Regions from separate parts of the Homo sapiens genome. Here regions 2 and 3 are each linked to region 1. The links are chromatin loops, found by intact Hi-C in ENCODE. Cell type or tissue: heart left ventricle. All regions are shown on one strand. Each heading gives the region's core, and the rest is flanking DNA. Links, peaks and the distances in the headings are about the cores only.

Region 1 (4,644 bases), core at 298-4,297:
CTGTGAATGTTTTTTCTGCCCCATTCTTCTTCTTGGTCTCCTCTGATGTGTATGATTGTACACTTGACCTTTAGACTCTGTTCATTTTTCTTCATTCTTCAAATTGTGTAATCTTTCCTGTGTGCAGTGACTGAAGTTTCTGTTCTTCACAGTCAGCCAGTGACCTGACAAAGTTTCTCCCTTCCCAAAAGGTATTCCCATCCCTTTATATATTCTGATAGATGCTTTTGAGGGAAGCTTCTGTAGCCCAGGAAGGCTGAATGCAAGGCAAAGTCTGCTTCATTCCCTAAAGGAACCACTAGACCAACCAAAACCCTGAGCCCATGCTTTGGAGGACAGGGTCCCCACTGCCCACTCTGGCACCAGCCAGACACCCCAGGAGTGCAGGCTGCTGTCATCCAGCTCTAGGGCAGCAGGAACAAGGGCTGAGGAACAGGGATGGTAGCAGGCCCATAAGGATCTGAAATGATTCCAGAGTTTTGAAATAGTTGATTGCAGTTGCTCAGTAGTTTCTGTGGGAACGTCTGACCCCCTAGAGCTTCCTGCCCTGCTGGTGTGCACAGTGTCACTCCTCCCATTGTTTTTGATCATACACGGATGATTCTTGTCTTATTACAGCTATTACAGTGGTAGCTGCAAATGTGCTCTTCTAGTTCTCTCATTTCTTCTATTTCTGTTATTGGCTATTTCCAGTAAAAAAGAGGAACTATTGCTTTCTTTACAGTAGATTTATGTTAGAAGTTGATACTGATGTTGAGAATAAAGTTTCCTATTTTTGTAATGATATATATAGAAAGAGCTCATTTTATATACATAGAAGTGTATGTGGATAATCTCATGTCTATAACTAATTGTATGGATATTTTGTAATTATATAGATACACATATAAATTTTGCATCTATAGCTATAGTCCTAGCATGAATATAAGTATGTGTGGATATAAAAGTCTTTACATACATTGACATACAATAGGAACTTACAGGATTAGCTGTATATGATTATTTATCTTGGAAGCTATAAATGCCCACCCAGCTTGTAGATGGTTAGAGATGTGTACAGTCCCAGACACATTTGCCTGTATAATGGGGCATGGTAACATTTATTCAGTACTTGCCATCAGGCACGGGTCTCAGTACCTAACATGTTAGCATGCTTAGCATTAGCTCTTTTAATGCTCAGAATGTCCTAATCAGGTTGTTCAGATCACGAAACTGAGGTTCAGGGAGGTGAAGTAATGTGTCCAAGACCACAGAGCTAGAAAGTGGCAGAACCCACATTAAAACCAGAGACTTTGTAAGCAGAGTCTGGCGTTGATAGGTACCGAGGTGTCTTTTTTTAGGAGACCACAGAAAGGTGTTCTAGGACAGTTTTAACATTTGGTATCTTTGTAGTTTTTAGTCTAAAAATCTACTTTGTAGGGAAAGTAAGTATTAACACTTAAATGAGGTATAAGCTTATTTTTAGATTTTTGGGACTGAAACAATAAAAAAGCTTCTTAAACCTTATTTGATAAAAAAAAAAAGGGATAGCTTTTCAAACTTGATTGTTGAGATATTTTGGGTCTGTGCCTGCAAAATAAATAAATAGCAAAAATTTTGAAAAATAAGCGAAAACCATGAAAACACTTAAAGCGGAAGTTAATCCTAATAGCTCAGAACTGCCGGAGTGTGAAGGTTGATTCCTGCTGGCAAGGCCATTGGAAGTAGCACTGAGGTCTGTTCAGCTGGAAGGTAGGCACTGGCTTCAGTGTTTTATTGGGGTTATAACATCTTTCCAGATTAAAAAGGAACACCCTCAAAGGGCTGCCTCAGCCCTGTTCTTTCTGGGCGAGCAGGATTTACAGAGATCCTTGTTGGGAATGGCTTCCCGTTACGGACACTCTGGGTCCCTAGGTGATTGGCACACCTAGGCTGCCTCCGAGTGGTCATGAATCTCTTCTCTGCCCTTAATGCCCGGTGGATTCTGGGGGGCATAGCTTAAATTCCCTCGTCACTGTGCATAAATTAACTAAATTAAATGCAAACCAACACCTTCTCCTCCGGCCTCCAGAGGGCTGCACTGTCCTGCAGAGCGATGACAACGTCATATGTCTCTGGGGCAGCATCCAGTTTGTTTGGGGACAGGCTTTTCCCCTCTGGATGAAAACAGGATTTTCTTTCACTTGGTGGCAAAGTTTATGTTTGTATCTTAAATTAAGCTTTATAGCATTAGGATTATTGAGAGCCTACTCATTCCAGTTTCCAAAAATGAAACTAAGAGAAACTGTTGCTTTTTATCTGGAATATTGCCCTCAATTTTGTAGCCAGCTGCTGAATGCTGGCCAGATTTTCTGGTGATTTTGACATGCAAACATTTTATGCAGATGTGGAATACCAAGGAGTATTAATAATTCAGTTTGCATGAAGAAGAAACTGAAGAGGCCTCTGAACTGCGCAGGTAAACAGTGTGTATTATTACAGTGAGCTGCTTGTTGTGAGGCTGCACTGAGGCGCCTGCGCAGGCCTGGGAGCCCCCGGGAACCCGCAGGGGTGTGCAGTGGCAGTGCTGGATGAATGTCTTGGTCCTGAGAGTTCAGGGAAAGCTCCGTTTCTTTCCTCCGCCCCGTGGGTCTGTGGAAGGATGATAGAGAAGGGGTGTCCTTGCCTCTGCCCTCACACAGAGGCTTTGGGGAGTCTAAACAGAGGGCTTTGGGTGGGCGGCTCACACGCTGTGGGCTCCCTGGGGAGAGTTAGGGCGGCTTTCTCCCCTCAGTGTTCTGTCATTTGCATTGGTTGTATTTCCAAGTAGGGAGGGAGGGGAAGGCCGATTTGCAGCTAGGCGCCTCTGGAAATAGGGTTTGAGCAGCATGAAACTGGGATTCTGGGCACCTGTACATACATGGGACGGTAGTTCTGGTGTCCTTGGTGGCAGTATTACAGCGTGTAGTGAGTAAGCAGCAGTCTCCGTATGGAGCGCCTGGCCTTTTCAGTCATCGCCCCCTTAGTAGCAGGTGTTTAGTTCACCCTATAGACCGCGAGGCCACAAGTGGCAGGAGCTGGGACTTGCCCAGACCTGAGCTGCCTGCCTTGGCCGCTCAGGGGCCCTGCGGCCTCACAGCGAGGTATGGGCCAGGTTGCTGGTTCTCCGTGGCTGTGGAGTCAGCATTGCCAACCTCTGTTTATCCAGGGTTGTCTTTGCATGGGTCAGGAAGATCCCGCTGCTGTGAACCCTGGCATGTGACCTTGGCCTCTCTCTGTTGACCCTGGCAGCAGGAGCATGGCTGTTCGCTGACTCCTTATCTTTGCTGTCCCAGCTGATGCTGTGAGTGTGCACACAACTGTGCTGCAGGGAAATTGGACACTGGATTCTGGGCATCAGCACTCTTGCCAGGGAGCTGACCCCAGCCCTGCCCATGTTAGTGTACGTTTTGGTAACATTTATCAAGTGCCCACCAGTCACTAAAGGGCAGCACTCATGTCATTTGATCAAACACTGCAGGTCAGTGGGCAGGGCCTCTCCAGCAGCAGCTGACAGCCAAGGTGCCCTGGCTGGCAAGTGTCTTCTGCTGCCACCCTTGGTCAGGGCCTGAAGCCCAGCTCTGTGCTCCCTGACCCTGTGTTCCCCAGCCCTGTGCTCCCCGGCCTTGTGCTCCCCAGTTCTGTGCTTCTCCACCCCTGTGCTCCCCAGTTCTGTGCTCTCCAGTTCTGTGCTCTCCTCAGTTCTGTGCTACCCACCCCTGTGTTTCCTAGTTCTGTGCTCCCCAGCTCTGGGGAGAGTTAGGGCGGTTGTCTTTCTCCCCAGTTCTGTGCTCGCCAGCCCTTTGCTCCCCAGTCCTACCCATCACTGTGACCCTGGGGCCAGGCCATGTCCATGCCTGGGAGCAGAGGCCATGCCATGGTTGGCCAGCCACATATGGCAGCCTAGGACCATGTCTGCCCTGGCTTTGCCCCTGAGAGCTGCCCACCATCTACACCAGGTCCAGGGCATCAAAGGATTCCTTACCCAGAGGAGGCTGGGGTGAGCTGAAAGAACTCTGGAAAGCAAATGTGGGTGTAATTTATGTTGTGGTGGAAGAAAAAAAATATACCATGTAGTGTTTTTACAGGACCTGGCAGACTCCTCCCTTCCGTGGTGGTCCACTGCCCAGGAGCAAGGCCTTTTCATAGGACCACAGGCCACAGCAGAGGTGGGGCAGCCCACCCCTCTCAGCCCCTGCTTTCAGAGGAAGAAGCTGGACAGAAACAGAGCTCCCCTCACCTGGCGACCACAGGAGTCCCCTCTCAGGACAGTGCCTGAGGTGCACAGGCCACGCCTATGCCTCCCTGCCCTTCACTCGGTGACACATGTTCATCTTCCAGTGGCGTTGCGGGGTTGGGATGGGCCAGGGGCGGCCACCAGCATCTCACGCCCTGGTGTCTTTCACCCAGATAAGCCAAGCTCCAACCCCAGGAGAGTCCCCAGCCTGGGCAGGGCACCGTGTTGGTCCCGTGGATACCGCTGGGGTGGGTAGAGGCTGGGTCCCTGAGAAAGCGGGAGGGAGAGAGACCGAGCAGCAAGAGTGCGAGTGTAGATGTGTGGCTGCAAGTATAGGTGTGCAGTTAACGTGACGTGCATTTCGACTCTTGTCAGGAGCCCCGTTAATGGTGGCCTGTGGTGCCACCATG
Region 2 (4,644 bases), core at 537-4,536, 65 kb before region 1:
AGAATGGGAATTCTGTGTTGAGGACTGCAGTGATGATGCTAGTTCACTTCCTGTAATGTGCCTGTTTCCAAGCACCAGCTAATAACCTGTACCACACTGTTGAGCTGATACAGAAATGACAGTTGACGGAATGGTCACAAATCTCCATTTATTTGACATATGTATTTAATGAAGAAAATCTTTCTTGAGTACATTTACAAACTCCAGCAGTGACTGTCATTATGATGGAAAATATTCACGTTCTGTTCCTTTTTTTTTTTTTTTTTTTCTTGAGACAAGGTCTCACTTTGTCACCCTGGGGTGCAGTGGTACAACATGGCTCACTGCCGCCTCACCTCCCAGGCTCAAGCAATCCTTCCACTGCAGCTTTCCGAGTAGCTGGGACCATAGGTGAGCGCCATTACGCCCGGCTAATTTTTGTATTTTTTGTAGAGACGAGGTTTTGCCATGTTGACCAGGCTGGTCTCAAACTCCTGAGCTCAAGGGATCTGCCCACCTTGGTCTCCCAAAAGTGCTGGGATTACAGGCATGAGCCACCATGCCCAGCCAGAAAATATTCTTAATACAGTTTGAAATATGCCTTTACTTGGAAGGGCTTTTTTTTTAAAAAGGATGCTACAGGCTATTTACTGAATACAGTGCTGAAAGCATCTATCACACAACGGAAAAAATGGCAAAAGTAGCTGTAGTCAGTAGAAGAGGGACTAGAAGACAGCAATAGAAAATCAATTACTTATTGGGCCAGGCATGATGGCTCATGCCTGTAATCCCAGCACTTTGGAAGGCTGTGATGGGAGGATCACTTGAGGACAGGAGTTTGAGACCAGCCTGGTCAACATAGCGAGACCCCCATCTCTTTAAAAAAAAAAAAAGAAAGAAAAAATCAATTACTTATTGTTTCGGTAATCTATTGCTGAAAAAGAATACACACACCCCAAAAGTTAGTGTATTAAAACAACAAAATCACTTATTGTGGCATCACCTGGAGTACTGGCTTGTCTGAACTATGCAAAATGGCCTCACTCACATGGCTGGCAGTTCATTCCGGCTGTTGACATGGGTCAACGTGGATTATTACACGGGATGGCTGGAACAACCGGACCGCTCTCCATGTGGTCCAAGAGCCTCTCCATGGGACTAGCTTAGGTTTCCTCTCAACATGGTGGCTGGGCTCCAATAAGGAGCATTCCAGTTGGGCAACCCCCAGCGTATAAATACTTTGAAGCCTCAGTTTGCATCATGCTTTCTAATATCTTTTAGCAAGAGCTACTCAAATAAACTATTACACTTGTGAATGAGGTAGGTACTGCTTTGGTTACATAATTGGGCAGGGAATAGTCCCAAGAGAGACAAGACGTGAGGTAAAGATAAGAAGGGAAATGTTCCCTCAAAGTGAACAAGCAAGAGGCATTCTGGTATATCCTGAGATATCCTTTATTATTTATGTTTCCACTGATATTCATGATAATGAAATAAACCACTGAGCTCATGTTCTTGTCTAGAAGAACAGCTGCTACATTTGATGTACTCAACCACTAGCTCTAGCTCTACAGTTCAGTTACTTTTTTTTTTTTTTTTTTTGAGACAGAATCTCACCCTATCACCCAGGGTGGAGTGCAGTGCTGTGAACATGGGTCCAGGCAGCCTAGACCTCCCTGGCTCAAGTGTCCTCCCACCTCAACCTCCCAAGAAGCTGGCACTGCAGGTGTGCACCACTGCTTCTGGCTGATTTGTGTATTTTTTGTAGAGACAGGGCTTTGGAATGTTGCCCAGGCTAATCTCAAACTCCTGGCTTCAAATGATCCTCCTGCCTCAGCCTCCCAAAGTTCTGGGATTACAGGTGAGAGTGTGAGCCACTGAACCTGGCCTCATTACTTCCTTTTTTCTTTTTATTTTTTTGAGACAGAGTTTCACTCTGTCGCCAGGCTGGAGTGCAATTGGCTCACTACAACCTCTGCTTCCTGGGTTCAAGCGATTCTCCTGCCTCAGCCTCCTGAGTAGCTGGGACTACAGGTGCGCACCGCCACGCCCAGCTAATTTTTGTATTTTTAGTAGAGATGGGCTTTCATCATGTTGGCCAGGATGGTCTTAATCTCTTGACCTCATGATCCGCCCGCCTCAGCCTCCCAAAGTGCTGGGATTACAGGCGTGAGCCACCGTGCCCAGCCCTCATTACTTCATTTTATACCAGTGATTTTTATTTGAGTCGCTGCTAAATCGAGAAATCTAGGAAAAGTTATGGACCTTCTTCCGCCCAAAATTAATCTATTCACATAACCAAACATTTACATATTATTTTAGGGGTCCACCAAATTCCCCTTAACCCCCCACAAGTCCATCCATAGACACCTCTATGAAATACAACCCTAGTTTATTCCTTGGTGTCTACCACCTTTTTATACTGGCCAAGTTCTTAATAATTAGGGATGTCTGTGTCATCTTTGTACGTCTCCCAAGCCTGAAATCTGTGCTTAAAAATGTAATAAATAATAAAATAAACTTTGAAAACAACACAGACAGTGCTTTACTGAGTGTCCAACAGATGCCACTAAAATAAGATATTGATGCTGCTTCTCCGGAAACAGCTGTTTCGTTTCTGGGAATTCCTGGGCAAACCCCTCCCTCTGGGAAGGATGAACACAGCTCAGATGCTCAGTACATACTGAGGTCAGCATCCGTCCACGGGTTTTTTTGTGTGGGTAGGTTTTTTGTTTGTTCATTTTTTTGAGACAGAGTGTCGCTCTGTCACCCAGTCTGGAGTGCAATGGTGTGATCTCTGCTCATTGCAACCTCCGCCTCCTGGGTTCCAGTGATTCTCCTGCCTCAGCCTCCTGAGTAGAGTAGCTGGTATTATAGGCGCCTGCCACCACGCCCAGCTAATTTTGTATTTTTAGCAGAGATGGGGTTTCACCATGTTTGCCAGGCTGGTCTCGAACTCCTGACCTCAAGTGATCTGCCCTCCTCGGCTTCCCAAAGTGCTGGGATTACAGGCGTGAGCCACTGCACCTGGCTGAGTTTTTTTGACTAAAAATGTTAGTGTCCACAGTGTTTTTAACAGTTTTCTAAAACCTTCACTGCAATGAGGAAAGCGAAGCCCAGACTGCTGAAACAACTGGCACACGTTCCTGCCATGGTGGATCAGCGCTGCCGGCCCTGCCGGCCCTGCTCCCTCCTGGTCTGCCAAATGCTATGCTTGCCCCTGCCCATGGGAACTCCCCAGGCAGCATTAGATACTGTGGCAGGTATTTAAATTTTGAGGGTCACATTTGGAACACCAGATATAAAAACTAGAGAACAATGTACTAGATACACGAGTGTAACTAGTGTGCTGAACAAGGATGCCATGAGGCGCAGTGGCTCACTCCTGTAATCCCAGCACTTTGGGAGGCACTTTGGCAGGTGCATCACCTGGCATCAGGAATTCAAGACAAGCTTGGCCAACATGGTGAAACCTCATCTCTACTAAAAATACAAAATTATAGGTGTGGTGGCACATGCCTATAATCCTAGCTATGCGAGAGGCTGGGGCAGGAGAATCATTTGAACCTGGGAGGCGGAGGTTGTAGTGAGCTGAGAACTTGCCACTGCACTCCAGCCTGGGCGACAGAGCAAGACTCTGTCTCTAAATAAATAAATAAACCACGGAATTTAGTGGAAATGAACTTTTCGGTCACCTGCTATCCCTTTCACATCTACTCAGAGTGGGAAGTTTTCTCCTGGCAGTGGACTGAAGGGAGATGTGGACGCCAGCCTTTTCTGCTCAGTCCTAGGAAATTGTCCTGTGATGACTTGATGTCACAAACACCATCCTGGTGCAGACCCATGGAGGGTTTAGCCCAGTGGAGGCGGCCACACTTCGGGCTTTGCTCTAAGGAGAACTAATTGCACCTGCCTGCCCCCTCAAGGCCTGCCTGACACAGCCACCCTGTGGGGGTGTGGGATGGTTGGCGTCTTTCTTCCACACTCATCTCCTCTTTGCAAGTTGGGGGTGAGGTGGGACGCTGGGCAGGGAAGTAAGTTCTCGCTTGGGACTTCCTCACCAAAGCCTGGTTTTGTCTTGAGTTAGCTCCATAGCCTCCAGCCCCAACCTGCCTCCCATTGGGCACTTTCAGGGGCTCTTGTTTTCTGTTTTTTTCTTTGCCCGGCTGACACCTTGATTTCCCTTTTTTTTTTTTTTTTTTTTTTTTTGGAGATGGGGTCTCACTATGTTGCCCAAGCTGGTCTTGAGCTCCTGGCCTCAAGTGATCCTCCTGTATTGGCCTCCCAAGGAGCTAGAAGTACATGCGTGAGCTATTAGGCTTGGCTTCAGGGGCTCTTTAAAGACCTCTGGTAAACCCCCTCCAGCTGCAGCTTAGCTTGTGCTTCTCCAGTGGGCTGTCTTCTGGCCCTAGGTCTCAGGCAGGCCCCTCCACCACTGGTTCTCACCACTGGACTCCCCTTTGTCTTCTGGAAGGGACCCCAGGTCAGCCTCTCTCCCATGTCCTTGCCCCTTATCAGTGAGAATGGAGTTACATCCCACCCACATCCTTCACGCCCCCTACCACCCCTGCCATAGGCCCCTTGAACTTTCATGCTTTCTGCAGAAAAGGCATGCCAACCTGTCTCTGGATTTCACCACTGGGTCGTCCCATTCTCTGGGTTTGG
Region 3 (4,644 bases), core at 326-4,325, 49 kb after region 1:
TGGCTGGGGAATTCCTAGAGGAGGGACCAAAAGATGCCCCCCGGCCCCTGGGGGAGGTGACCTTGACTTTGTTGCTTAAGACGTTCTCATAGCTCCCTGCCTTCCGGAGCGCACATGAGGCCAGCTTGGATCTCCAGAGGAGACAATTGCTAACATTTAGGAGCTGAAAGTATGTCAGGGAGACCCACGGGGAGCTCCAGGAACTCATTTCCTCTCCCTGGACGCCCCCTCCTTTCTCCTGACGGCTCTGTTGTAAGCTCGGTTCGTCCACCTCTCACTTTCATCCTGAGTATCGGGATCCACCTATCCCTGTTGGTGCCACAGGGATCTTGGTGCTGCCTCTCAGGACCTGAGGGGCTGGGTTCTGACCTCCAGCGACTTCGTTCTCCCGAGCACAGCCTCATCCCAGCCTTGGGGTTAGCAGGGCCCCTAGACAAGAGTGCTCCTTGTGAGACACTTGTGTTCAAAGCTGGAAGTAAGTTGACTCATACTCAGTTTGAGTAACTGAGAACTGATTTGCTTCTGTCCACACGTGTATACCTTGATTCTCTCCCAGCCATTTGGAAAGACTTGTGTGAATTGTCTTTCCCAGGGTTAGAGGATTGGAAACACTCTGTCCTGGAACCTGGTGGAGGGATGCATTCGAGGTGCTAAGCTGCAGCCTCAGAACCCACGTGGCCCTGAGAGCTTGGGTTTTGTCCCATGAGCAATGGGAGTTATGAGTAGGTTTCTGTAAGTAGCTTTTATTATTGCATTAGGTTTTCCTTATTATAAATGTAATGAGTGATACATGTTTATTGCACACATTTTAGAAAGTACAATTAAAGGAAAAATAAAACCAGAAATCTCACTTTCCCGGGGGTATCACTCTTTACATTGCCTATATATCTTTCACCTTTTTTTTCTATGCACATAATTCTTAAAAAAATGATACCATGTTGTGGCCGGGTGTGGTGGCTCACACCTGTAATCCCAGCACTTTGGGAGGCAGATCACGAGGTCAGGAGATTGAGACCATCCTGGCTAACATGGTGAAACCCCGTCTCTACTAAAAAATACAAAAAATTAGCCGGGCATGGTGGTGGGTGCCTGTAGTCCCAGCTACTCGGGAGGCTGAGGCAGGAGAATGGTGTGAACCTGGGAGGCAGAGTTTGCAGTGAGCTGAGATCCCGCCACTGCACTCCAGCCTGGGCGACAGAGCAAGACTCTGTCTCCAAAAAAAAAAATGACACCATGTTGCATATGCTTTTCTGATGGCCACAGAGCATCTCACCTGGGTCTTTGTGTGGATCTGCCATAATTTATTTAACCATTTCCCTATTTTTGTATATTTCAAAAGTTTTTAAAGAGTAGGCTGATAGGAAATATGTAGCTTTAACACTACCCCAAAAGATTTATGGAGTATTAAATTAGTCAGATTATTGTACTTCCTTCATACTCTTCCCTTTTGAGTGTTGTTTCTTTAAAGTTCTAAGCCAAGATTAAAAGCCCGGGCTCTGGGGCTTAGGTGTCTCGGACTTGGTTATGGGCGTCACCAGGCTTCTGCAGAAGTAGGAGCCTCGCTGGTCTTCAGTCTGGGTAGACGTGGTTTGAGAATTCCAGTGAAGCTGCTGTTTCAGAAAGAGATGAGACTGAGCGTTGAACACTGTTTTTCCTGCTAATGGAAACAGTTATTGTAAAAGATGAATGTAGCAGCTGAGAAAAAAATATCCCCCACCTCTTCCTCAGATTGCTTTGGGAATTCACTGTCCATGGGTTTCATGCTGCCTCCCTCCTTGGGAGGGAGGTGATTTTCATGTGCATTTGGTATCGAAAGTCTTTATCAAAGGGCTGTTACCTGCCATGCACACCGGGTGGAGGGGCCACCTTGGGACTCACCCCAGGGAGCTGTGCTCCTCGCTGTGAGGGGGCAGCTGGTGGCATTTGCCATGTGACCCACCAGATCCCCTTGTCTGGGGTCACCTCCAGCAGCCTGTGAGGGAGGAGCACCCACCCTCAGATTTGCCTCCCAGCATGGGCAGCTCAGCCAAGGCAGGGCGGCCCTGCACGTGCTGAGGACAGGGGCGTTTCTAAGAGGGAGGAGGCTAGGAAGGGGGTGGCGTGGGCCTGGGCAGCCCTGACATGACATGTCTGACGTGTGATGTGTGACATGTTACAGGCATCTGGAGCAGGGGTACCGGGAAAGGCTGAGCCTCCTGCGGTCTGAGGTGGAGGCGGAGCGAGAGCTGTTCTGGGAGCAGGCCCACAGGCAGAGGGCCGCGCTGGAGTGGGACGTGGGGCGCCTGCAGGCTGAGGAGGCTGGCCTCCGCGAGAAGCTGACCCTGGCCCTGAAGGTAGGGGCATCCCCAGGGCATCCAGGAAGCTGGGGGGGTGCCTGAGCATTCCCCACACCCACGTCATCCTGGTTGAGGATCCAGATCCACACCTGCCAGTGCCCTCAAGCTTATGTTTCAGGGCAGGGCCCGAGGGAGCACCTGCTGCAGTGAGGAGGTGTCCCACTTGCTGCAGAGCAGAAGGGGTCCTGGCTTGCCAGCAGGACATTGCCCCTCCTTCCCCACCACTCCCACTTTCTGCTCTGGGCCAGGTGGACCTGAGGTCAGGGAGGGCCAGCACCCGCAGCCAGCACTGCTTCAACCCCAGAAACCAGGAACACCCATGGGGGCAGCAAAGAGACCAGAACCTAAAGCCCAGCCTGCCCGAGGCTGGCTTTGTGGCCTGGAGCTGATGGGGTTTGATGGGCTTTGGTGAGTGTCTCACAACTGTCCCCTGATACTGACTCCAGTGAGGCATCGCAGCGGGACAGAGGTGCTGGCCCTTGCTGTGCTGGTCCCTGCTCTGCTCCTGCCTGTGTCCTCCTCTCCTAACTCCCCACACCTGCCCCACCTCCCGGGAGGAGAGGCTGGGCAGCCTGAGCCCCCCAACAGCCTTGCTCTCCACCCTTCTCACTGCAGTCCCCCACCGTCTACAGATGCTGCCTCCTCCCCTGGCAATGGCTGTCTGAGCTGTCCTGGTACGATATCTGATCCCTGGTTCAGGAATGGCTCTGGAAGGATGCCTTTTCTATAATACTTTTGCAATGCTTTTGTATTCCCCACCCTTTCTTTTTTTTTTTTTTTTTTTCCTTGAGATGGAGTCTCGCTCTGTCGCCCAGGCTAGAGTGCAGTGGCATGATCTCCACTCACTGCAAGCCCCGCCTCCCAGGTTCCCACCATTCTCCTGCCTCAGCCTCCTGAGTAGCTGGAACTACAGGCTCCCGCCACCACGCCTGGCTAATTTTTTGTATTTTTAGTAGAGATGGGGTTTCACCATGTTAGCCAGGATGGTCTTGATCTCCTGACCTTGTGATCCGCCCGCCTCGGCCTCCCAAAGTGCTGGGATTACAGGCGTGAGCCACCGTGCCCGGCTCTCCACCCTTTCTCGTATGACTCATGGCCTTTCTGAGCACAGGGTAAGGGAGGGGACAAGAGAAGTGAAGACGATGGGGTAGCCACAGTCTGGGTGGGCTCTGGCGTCTGTCCTGGGAGGGTGGGGGACATCCCCGGCACAGCCGCCTGCACAGCACCAGGTGCCTCGCCTGCGGTGGGTGGGGGTTCTTTCCTGATGCCCAGTCCTATGAGAAGCAAGCCTCTCACCTCCATCCTGCACACATCCCCTCCGTCCTGCAGGAGCCTGATGAGCCACTGGCCTGTGTCTCCTAGGAAAACAGTCGCCTACAGAAGGAGATTGTGGAAGTGGTGGAAAAGCTTTCGGATTCGGAGAGGCTGGCCCTGAAGCTGCAGAAGGACCTGGAGTTTGTGCTGAAGGACAAGGCGAGTCCCTTTGCTGACAGTCTGCCTCCAGAGGGGAGGGCCTGCTGGGCAGAGTGGGGGTGGCGGGGGTGGCCAGGGAGAGATGCGGCAGGTCACAGAATGCGGTATTCTCCTAAAATTTAGAATGAAGAGAAAGTCAGCATGAGGCCTTCCCTCTGCTTCCTCTGCATGACAATGTGGGGGGCCGTCTGCCCACACAGCACAACTGCTCACTAGTGACAGCCCTCAGTGGTGGGGGGCGTGGAGGGAGGGCAGGGCCTTCCCTGGGTGTCACCTAGGGAGGAGGATGGGGAGAGGGGCTGCCCAGGGTCAGGGTCTGGGCTCCAGGGATGAGTGTGGCCACCTTAGATCTAAGTCTGGAAAATCCTTCTGTCTTGTGACCTTCTAGACGGGGGAGTAAGGAGAAGGAGGGGGGATGGCGGCTATACCTGGAGATGCAGCGCCTGGTGTTGGCAGAAGCTGGGCAGGTTCTTGGAGCCCAGGGGCTGGAGAAGCAGGTCCCCCTCTGGCCCGAGGCCCACCCGTGACTTCCTTTGTGTCTGCCTTTCAGCTGGAGCCACAGAGTGCAGAGCTCCTGGCCCAGGAGGAGCGGTTCGCAGCAGTCCTGAAGGAATACGAGCTCAAGTGCCGGGTACGTGCCTGCTCTGTCTGCCTTTTAGTCTCATGTCCAGGCTCTGGGTCTCCACACGCAGGTGGTCCACAGTAACGCAGGAGTGTCTGCTCCAGGGAGAGCCTCTGCTTGCGGCCATGCTTGACCATGGCCTTGCCACACTCCTAGACTTAGGGTTCCCTGGCTCTCGTTGCCACCTATCCTGAAGGCCGCCTCTGTGTGTCC

The links. Hi-C counts contacts between places; a loop is a spot of excess contacts. Peaks named below come from ENCODE experiments on the same cell type or tissue, not always from the same donor. Only the 100,000 strongest peaks of a DNase experiment are listed, where the experiment ranks them.
Region 2: a loop joins it to region 1, with 4 times the contacts of the local background. A loop is called at or near these places in 7 of 110 quality-filtered maps.
Region 3: it touches region 1 in a loop (2.7-fold over the local background); 10 of 110 quality-filtered maps call a loop at or near these places.

What each region holds. Positions count from the first base shown.
Region 1 is chr20:25,537,815-25,542,458 of GRCh38, reverse strand. All of the region lies in intron 1 of NINL (ninein like), which reads left to right. Among named protein-coding and RNA genes, the nearest start is that of NINL, 45 kb to the left of the region's middle. In heart left ventricle, for the core only: a CTCF peak has its summit at 2,046 (motif pointing right); no DNase peak of the experiment used is centred there; H3K4me3 peaks cover 1,979 bases; H3K27ac peaks cover 336 bases.
Region 2 is chr20:25,603,320-25,607,963 of GRCh38, reverse strand. No RefSeq gene overlaps it. Among named protein-coding and RNA genes, the nearest start is that of NANP, 18 kb to the left of the region's middle. In heart left ventricle, for the core only: no CTCF peak of the experiment used is centred there; no DNase peak of the experiment used is centred there.
Region 3 is chr20:25,489,040-25,493,683 of GRCh38, reverse strand. NINL (ninein like) reads left to right here. Exons shown (of 24, transcript NM_025176.6): 11 at 2,159-2,333; 12 at 3,699-3,809; 13 at 4,360-4,440. Among named protein-coding and RNA genes, the nearest start is that of GINS1, 84 kb to the right of the region's middle. In heart left ventricle, for the core only: no CTCF peak of the experiment used is centred there; DNase peaks (open chromatin) are centred at 2,383 and 2,813.